Regions from separate parts of the Homo sapiens genome. Here region 2 is linked to region 1. The links are chromatin contacts, found by Hi-C or POLR2A ChIA-PET in ENCODE. All regions are on one chromosome and are shown on one strand. Each heading gives the region's core, a stretch centred on a gene start or an enhancer-like site at or near the end of the contact. The rest is flanking DNA. Distances are from core to core; before and after follow the strand shown.

Region 1 (4,222 bases), core at 513-3,012:
GTTTACAATCGTACCTATGAAGTTATGGTGTTTTATCTGTCTGGAGAACGTCCTAAATTGGTGCAGAGGTCAAGTTTACTGAAGATGAGATCAAGGAGCAAAGAGGTCAGGGTATGGGATAAGTCATGCTCGTAGATATTGAAGTATTTCAGGATTATTGGCTGAAGACCGTGCACCAAGTGTTAACAATTTCAATGAATGACACGGTAGAAATAGGGGTACGGTAGATAAAAAGCCACGAGATAGAGAGGGGTATAATCTGATGGAACCAACTTCCACAGAGGTTTTTTTTTTTTTTTTTTTTTTTTTTGGAAAAGGGTGGCAAATTAGGGATCTAAGAAGGTGACCTCAAAACTTAACCCTGGGATATGTTTAGTGTGGGAGAATAAACTTACAATCTTTTAAGAGAGCAAGGGGCCATGCACTGTGGTTAATGCATGTAATACCAGCACTTTAGGAGGCCGAGGTAGGAGTATAGCTTGAGCCCAGGAGACCAGCCTGGGCAACATAGTGAAATCTCAGCTCTACAAAAAAAAAATTAGCTGGGCGTGGTAGCGCGGACCCGTGGTACCAGCTCCAGCTACACCGGAGACTGAGGCAGGAGGATCGCTTGAGCCTGGGAGTGTCAAGGCTGCAGTGAGCCGTGATCGTGCCCCCGCACTCCAGCCTGAGCGACAGAGCGAGACTTTGTCTCAAAAAAGCCACAAAACCAAAGAAACAAAAAGAACTGCAAGGGAAGTACTGTCTTCAGTGTAGAGCCAAGTTTTACGATTAAATGACATAACACATGCAAGGTCCTTGGTTCCACATAGTGGGCACTCAACGAATATTAGTTCTCGCTAAACAGTCACTTAAATATTTGTAGGCCTTGGCTTTCCCGTTCCTTCCCCGACCTTTTTACTGGGGCTAGGGAAGGTATCCGGTGGCTGGAGGCGCTTCACACTGGGTCGGGTGAGAGCGTGAAGCGAGCCTTTTCCCTAACGTCACGGGAGCAGCTGGGAAGAGACCGAAGAACGAGGGTCACTCTCCCCTGTATACGTGGCATGTCCTTCCTCTGAGACATTTATTCCTCCCACCAACAAACATTAATGGAACGCCTCACAAGTGCTAGACCCCAGCGACACAAACAAGGGCGAGGCACACTCTCTGACTACAAAAAGGGCGCGCGGCCGCGTGGCAGGTCAAAGCCCACATCGGTAGGAGGTTCCACAAAGCTCTGATTTTCCAAGTTCTCTCCATACTTTTAGCCAAGGTAAAATGTCGGAAGTCGAGTGGAGCGGGTACGGAGATTCCTCCAGGACTCTGCCTGCGTGGCTCCACCCTCCCAGGCCGCATTCCCGGGTACAGCGGCGCCCACCTAGGTGGGTATACAAGTGTGCGCCCCTGAGGCCAGCGGGGAAGGACGTCATGGGCGAGGTCAGGCGGGAGGGCGCGGCTGGCTCCGCCCCTGGGGCTCCCATGGCCCCCCGCGCCCCGCGGCCAGATGCTGACGTGTCCTTTCCTTCCCACTACACCTCCCGACATTACCTACTCCGGCTGCCCCGGAAGTCCCGCCCCATATTTAGCCCATCCTTGCAAATCAACTCTTTCAGCGCTTCCTGGAACTCACCACCGTTTTGGGGACCAAGAGGCGGGGCTCCGCGAGCAGGGTGCCTATTGGCCTGAGGGCCGGCGGGCTCTGGGCGCTAATTGGGCGGAGGGCGGTGGCGCTCTGGCACGCTTGCGCGGCGAGTAGAACGTGTGGCGGCGGCGGAGATCGCGTCTCTTTCGCTCCGTGTCCCGCTGCTGCTCCTGTGAGCGCCCGGCGAGTCCGTCCCGTCCACCGTCCGCAGCTGGTAGCCAGCCTGCCCCTCGCCTCGACTCCCTTTCACCAACACCGACACCCACATTGACACCTCCAGTCCGGCCAGCCGCTCCACTCGTTGCCTTTGCATCTCCACACATGGCGTCCTCCGCGCAGAGCGGCGGCTCCTCCGGGGGACCCGCGGTCCCCACCGTGCAGCGGGGCATCATCAAGATGGTGAGAACGGGCCCCGGACACCGACCCCTCTGCCTGCCTTCGGGCGGGAGTCAGGCATTGACTCCACCTTCCGCCAGCCTGCTCCATGTCCCAGATCCCCTTTCCTCTGCCCCCTTCCTCACTTTTCGTCGATTCTCCGAATCCTCTCACTAGACGGAAGCAGACACGGAGTCCCCTTGTTCCTTGCCTCCCGGACACCTTGACATCAGGGGTCACAGTGATTTCCGAGGTTGCGGCATTCGGATCTCCTGTCTGTTTACCAGGACAGATCGATTACTGATTGATTAACAGAGACAATTCGTTGATATCTGTCCTCCCATCCCCCGTCTTTCTGTTCATTTTGACATATGCTGAGTAGTTAGTAGTTTTTCGAGATCCTGACATCGGCTCTTCTCTACTAGTACTTGGCCATCATGAAACTTTTCTGTTCCCACAAACGCTGTTACTTGACTCCCAAGTTTTCTCACTCTGTGGCCCTCTTTTCCTCTCTTTCCCTCCACCTCTTGTGTCGACCTGAAAGCTCCTGATCTTTGTGTACTTTTGACTTCTAAAAGGTTAGGCCGGCAAGAATCTTAGTAATCATCATTGTTCTCCCGTCCCTTAAAGATAAGGAGATAGGCTTGAAGAAGGCAAGTGACTTGCTTAAGGTCACATGGTGGTTTGGGTTGGAGCCATAGCAAGAGCCCAAGTGTTCGGATTCCTGGTCTAGTGCTCATAGCACTATAGATTCTGCCTGATTTTATATACCCTCAACTTTTTGAAAATTCTTCAATTTTGAATTTGAACCTGCAAAGTTTATTTTTACAATTTACTCCTAGCTCCATGATAATTTGATAATATAAATTCAGTTTATCACTTGCCCCCAGTTGTCCTCCCCAAAACCCTTCCAAATCTTGGAACCTGACATTTCTTGGTTTTACCAATTTTCTGGTTTATGATGACTGTAAACTTCTAGATGTCGTTTCATACTGCAGTTCTGACATTTGTATCTGCAACAGCAAATATCTTTTGTGATACTTTCTCCCAAGGCTCCACAAGTTTTGCTGTTGTAGAAAGTTTTGAAAAATTCTATTTTAGGCCTGGTGCGGTGGCTCATGGTGGTAATCCCAGCACTTAGGAGGCCGAGGTGGGAGGATTGCTTGAGGCCAGGAGTTGGAGATCAGCCTGGGCAACATAGCAAGACCCAGTTTAAAAAAAATTCTATTTTATTACCCTGTTATCTTTCACAAGATTAAAATGTTCTGCAGCTTATGTGTGTGTAAAGCTGATTTTAAGATCCCCTCGCCCAATTCCCATGTGCTCATTTCTTAAGGTAATAGTCTGCCACCAGCCAAGATTCTTGGGATTTTCAGTACTGCCTTTTCCTTTTGTTTATGTGTAATGGAGGGTCAGAACTGATCTGAAACTGAATGAGAAGAGAATTTCCAAGATCCGCATATATTTTTCCTCTGAAATACTGACCTGACCCATGAAAGGATTATCCTAAAGTGGCTCTTCTTTCGTTAGCTTTTTCATTTGCACTGATCTTCTCTTCACCATAGGAACAAAAACATCTCTTGGCTCTCCGGTGTTGGGTTTGGCAGTAAGAAAGAGTGGATCTTTCTGAGATTTCTCCTTGCTGAGGTTTAAATTGTTCTTAAAGGTCTCTCTCATTTGTGGAATGGGAATAGAATGAGGCTGAACATAGTTTTGTTTCCGCCAATGCTGGAGGCTTTTAGGGCATCTGGATTCTGTGCGGTGACTGCCCACAAATTACCCCCATGGATACTGAATATCACCAATTACTTGTTTATTGTCATGTCTTGTGCTGACTATTCTGCTCATATTGTCTCATTTGTAATACCTAACAAGTAGATAACGATTATCAGCCACATTTTATAGATGTGTAATTTGAGGTTTAGAAAGAATAGTTAACCCAAGGACAGGTACCTTATATTGGTAATAAGAGGCAGAGCTGAGACTTGAACCCAGGCCTGTCTGCCACGGCACATGCTCTTCAATATCATGCATGATGTCTCTGACTTCATGACTCCAGGGTATTAATTTATAACATGGAGGGTGGGGCCAGTGATGCATAACCACAAATTGCAGGAAAGTGAAGCTGTCTATAATTGAGAAAAGATTAGATGTTACTCCTTGTCTTGTCTGGGAGCTGCTATTATGGTAAATGACTTCATTTGGTGCTTATGGTCTTCACATAGG
Region 2 (4,184 bases), core at 685-3,184, 2.4 Mb after region 1:
GTGTTACTTAAGAATCTACTTTGGCTGGGCGTGGTGCTCATGCCTATAACCCAATGCTTTAGAAGGCCAAGGCAGGAGGATGGCTTGAGGCCAGGAGTTCTAGACTAGCCGGAGCAACAAGGCAAAACCACCCCCTCATCCCCACACACTGCCCTATCTCTACAAATTTGCTTTGCAAATTGGGAAAACAGCATTTCATAGGATTTCTGTGAGGATTAGACAGGTTAAACATGTAAAATGTGTAAGACTGCATTTTGCCTATATACATAAAAAACTGGCCAGACGCAGCAGCTCACACCTGTAATCCCATCACTTTGGGAGGCCAAGGCAGGTGGATTACCTGAGATGGGGAGTTGGAGACCAGCCTGACCAACATGGTGAAAACCCATCTCTACTAAAAATATAATTAGCAGAGCGTGGTGGCACATGCCTGTAATCCCAGCTACTTGGGAGGCTGAGGCAGGAGAATTGTTTGAACCTGGGAGGCAGAGGTTGCAGTGAACCGAGATCATGCCTCTGCACTCCAGTCTCGGCGACAGAGTAAGACTCCGTCTCAAAAAAAAAAAAAAACAGTTAACATATATTAATTTTGGTTTTTATATTTTAGAACCATAGGCTTTTTTTTTTTTCAAGTCTCAAACATTTTCATAAGCAGCGTGCTATGGTGCTAGTGACTAAAACATTTCTGCCTACAGGGACTGGAAGTAGGAAAACAAGGAGGCAGTGCCAGTGGCGACCAGAAATTTGCACACCAGGTACAAAGGGTATTTGTCCTCAGCTCCAGCAGAGTTTCTTTTTTTTCTCTGCAACCATGTAAGGTTCTTCTAATGCAAAAGAAAAAAAAATCTGTCACATCTAAGGACCTTGAAAAGTTTTGTTTCCCTTGAGGAATTTGATATGCTTTTTCCTTATCATTCAGAAACATCAGTGTATAGTATGTTTTCCCAGTCTGCATTGCGCCCAGTAAGTTTCAAGCCAAAATTTCTGTTTAATTTTGGAACAATAGAAACTCCTGATCGGCACATTAAAAATTTTCTTTGATCTTGATCTTCCATACCCGTTGCTGCCTTTTATTTAATTTTACATTTCCTCTTGATTATATATCTTCCAAGCTGATTAAAATTTTCTACTAGCCAAAAGGAGTTTGAGCGAACAAAAATATTTACAGAGCCATCAGCCATCTATGAGAATACCTTTTTCTTGGCATTCCACACACTGCCAGGTGTTATTTGAAAAGTCTTTACTGATGTAATAAACCAGAAATGGTTTCTCATTGGGGTTTTATTTTGTATTTCTAAGATTACAGGTGAGAGTGAACATTTTCCCATATTTGTTAACCAGGTTTAAAACTGTTTGATTGGGACGTGGCTTATACAGGGACAAATGCAGCTAAGCCGACTGAAAGACAAATGAAACCCAGGAATATCTGGTTCTTACATTTTAGCTTTGACTCCGCCCCTGGGTCCCCTCACCTACCCGGACCCCAAGCAAGCCCTTTGTGTGTGTCAACCATCAGTGAATGGGATCTCAATCTGAAAAGCTGGCAGAATACCGTCTTGCCCCCAAATATGTGTATTATGCGTATATCCAGTGTCTGATTGCAATGTTTATGGGAAAAAGTTCCTGAATCCTAACCAAGACTGAGGCACTGGCCGTCCCCGGGAGTCTTTCCGCAGGCGCGGCCTCTGACACTCGGTCTTCGATTGGCCCGCCTGGCCCCGCAGGAGTCGGGGTGACGCCGGCCAGCCCAGAGCGGACGATGAGAGCTAGGAGTGGCTGCTTCTGCCTTTCTCTCCCCCTACTTTTTTTTTTTTAGCCATAGCTATGGTTACCACGTTTCTCTCCGCCTCCCGCCACCTACCAAGAAAACGACTGACCATTGGCTGCCTTTCACCAAGGCGGTAAGTCATTGGTCTCTGGTGGGACCGGGCGCTGCCCCCTTCCCCTGTCTCCTGGGTCTCTGGAGGAGCCCAGGAAGGAGGCTCCGCTGGTTCCGCTGGGTCAGGCGCTGACGGGACCGGGCTGCGGCAATCGTTAGCGGGTCATGTCGGCCGCCCAGGGCTGGGACAGGAACCGCCGGAGGGGAGGAGGCGCCGCCGGCGCTGGTGGCGGAGGTAGCGGGGCCGGCGGGGGCAGTGGGGGCAGCGGGGGTCGGGGGACTGGCCAGCTCAACCGCTTCGTGCAACTCTCCGGGCGGCCGCACCTGCCAGGTGAGTCGTGGGACAGGGTCCTGACCGCTTGCGGGCGGGAAGGTGACTGCTACCTTTTCTTTTTCTCCCTGGCTTGCTTTTCCTTGGGAGGAGGAAAGGCAGGCCCCACGCATAGCAGAGGGACTGGGGATCAGAGAAAAGGGAAGGTGTCTTTGAGGTCAGGGAGGGAACAGGAGCACAGCGAAGAAAAGTATCTGTGCTCTGTTGAAAGCTCTGTGCTGAGAGTTGTGTTTTCTTTTCAAAGGAGAGGCCACTGTCTCATTGACATTTCCAAATGTTTCGGTTACTCGATTCCCAATCTCTTCCCCTTCCGCAGTTTGATCTTGTAAATGAAAGACATTGGCGCCTAGCTGTGGGAAATTATTTCAAAAAGGGTGCCAAGTTAAGGAGAGAAGAAGGAAACGCATTCCAAGGAGTGATTTTGTAAAAACTACACGGGGCGTGTGTGTAAGAGGCATTCTGAAACGGAAGAAAGGGGTGGGGGAGTGTTGGCTGGGGAGTGTATGGGAAAGAGAACCTAGAGGATTAGGGAAAACTAGTTGGATTATTAATATTTTGGAATGTTCAGAGACAGGATAATGGTGTCTAGGTTTTAAGGGGAGAAAGTGAAGATCAAAAATATACTTAGTGACACAATTATGCTGTGTTTACAATATAAAAACAACTGAGAATTGGAAAAATGTACCCAATACAATTATTTGACATTTTGGTCTACAGTGCCCTAGCCTTGAGTTCAGATGCTTTTGAAAACAAAATAAAATCAAGTGGATATGTATGTGTAGACAATTTTAAAGAGGTATGTTTGTAATTGAATATTCAATCTAGTAGAAGGAAGGTAGGGAATTAAATAATGCAGAGAACGTCAAATATCCCACTGGGCAAGCTTATTTTTACTATGAAAAGAACTATCAGGAATGATGTGTTAATTATTCATCGTGTTTTTTGTGAATAATATTGATTATATTAGTGATATATTTGTTTAGCTGATGAGTTTTGAGAACATGATGAATTGGTTTTTATGAATTGTGCTTAAGACTGTACCTTATACTTCTAGTCAAAAATTATTATTTGATTAAATTGAAGATGACAAAGGGAATTTAGCACATTTAATGAGACAATTGCTTATGTTCGTGATGAGGTTGTTGATGTGTGCTAGAAATGTACATTACCCCATTTATATGCATTAAATCGAGGCATTTGTAAGTAGTCATATAATATACCAGAAGTTGGGTTTGAGACGTTAATATCAGACTGGGCATCCTAGAATTGCTAAATATACGATCTTTAACATGAAAAAGAAAAAAGGAGCAATCTTTTTTCTTACTCCCAATTAATAATAAAAACTTAGATTTTTGTGTATTGGCAGCTTAGAAGATGAATCTCTTAGCAAACACTGTCACCAGTTTGCCCTCTACTACCGCAATCTTTAGGTCTTTGATCACGGATTAATTATACCATGGGCTTCAAGTAGGCATTCCTAGGTTCCTAGAACCTGCTTGGTGCACTTCCTCACTTCAACCACGTGATGGCAGTGGAAGCCATGATTTCTGCTAAGGGGCTTCAGTGTAGAGCTATTTCTGCATTCCCTTAGCACACAAGACCAAGAACAGCCATTTATCCGGAGGTAAAGATAAACGTGTCTAAACTGTGAAAATTTGTAAAGCGGGGTCATCAGTCTCTTTTTTCTGCTTCCCTTTTCTCTTGACTGACACTTCATTGCTCCTTTACTCATTCTCAAAATTGGGACACATCTGATACCTCAATGTATTATGTAGTTTGAAATTCTTTCATACCAATTCTTTATTCTGCTAGGTATTGCATTTTAAGCCTCTCCCTTTTCTTGCATTTTGATAGATTTTAAAAGATTTTAGGTGATGGGGAGGAATAGGATGTCTAGGCTTGGTTGACGGGCCTTGGAGATAAAACCTTTTATTTTAAATTTATTTATTTATTTATTTATTTATTGAGATGGAG

Evidence for each region. Hi-C counts contacts between places; a loop is a spot of excess contacts on that map. ChIA-PET counts read pairs that join two places held with the same protein, here RNA polymerase II (POLR2A). Pooled maps may share reads with other maps.
Region 2: a loop to region 1 is called in a map of naive thymus-derived CD4-positive, alpha-beta T cell, with 12 times the contacts of the local background. The contact joins the promoter of KLHDC10 here to the promoter of SND1 in region 1. A Hi-C loop is called at or near these places in 1 of 168 maps with a recorded cell type or tissue (naive thymus-derived CD4-positive, alpha-beta T cell) and 6 of 50 pooled maps. POLR2A ChIA-PET finds 5 or more read pairs at or near these places in 2 of 52 experiments (activated CD8-positive, alpha-beta memory T cell and activated T-cell).

The regions. Positions count from the first base shown.
Region 1 is chr7:127,650,432-127,654,653 of GRCh38, forward strand. SND1 (staphylococcal nuclease and tudor domain containing 1) reads left to right here and starts at 1,763. Exons shown (of 24, transcript NM_014390.4): 1 at 1,763-2,020. The coding sequence starts at 1,943. SND1-DT (SND1 divergent transcript) reads right to left here and starts at 1,401. Exons shown (of 2, transcript NR_186577.1): 1 at 1,242-1,401. RefSeq lists a silencer at 1,312-1,561 and enhancers at 1,359-1,977, 1,802-1,981, 4,189-4,222.
Region 2 is chr7:130,068,600-130,072,783 of GRCh38, forward strand. KLHDC10 (kelch domain containing 10) reads left to right here and starts at 1,935. Exons shown (of 10, transcript NM_014997.4): 1 at 1,935-2,210. The coding sequence starts at 2,045. RefSeq lists enhancers at 1,450-1,649, 1,680-1,869 and a silencer at 1,970-2,139.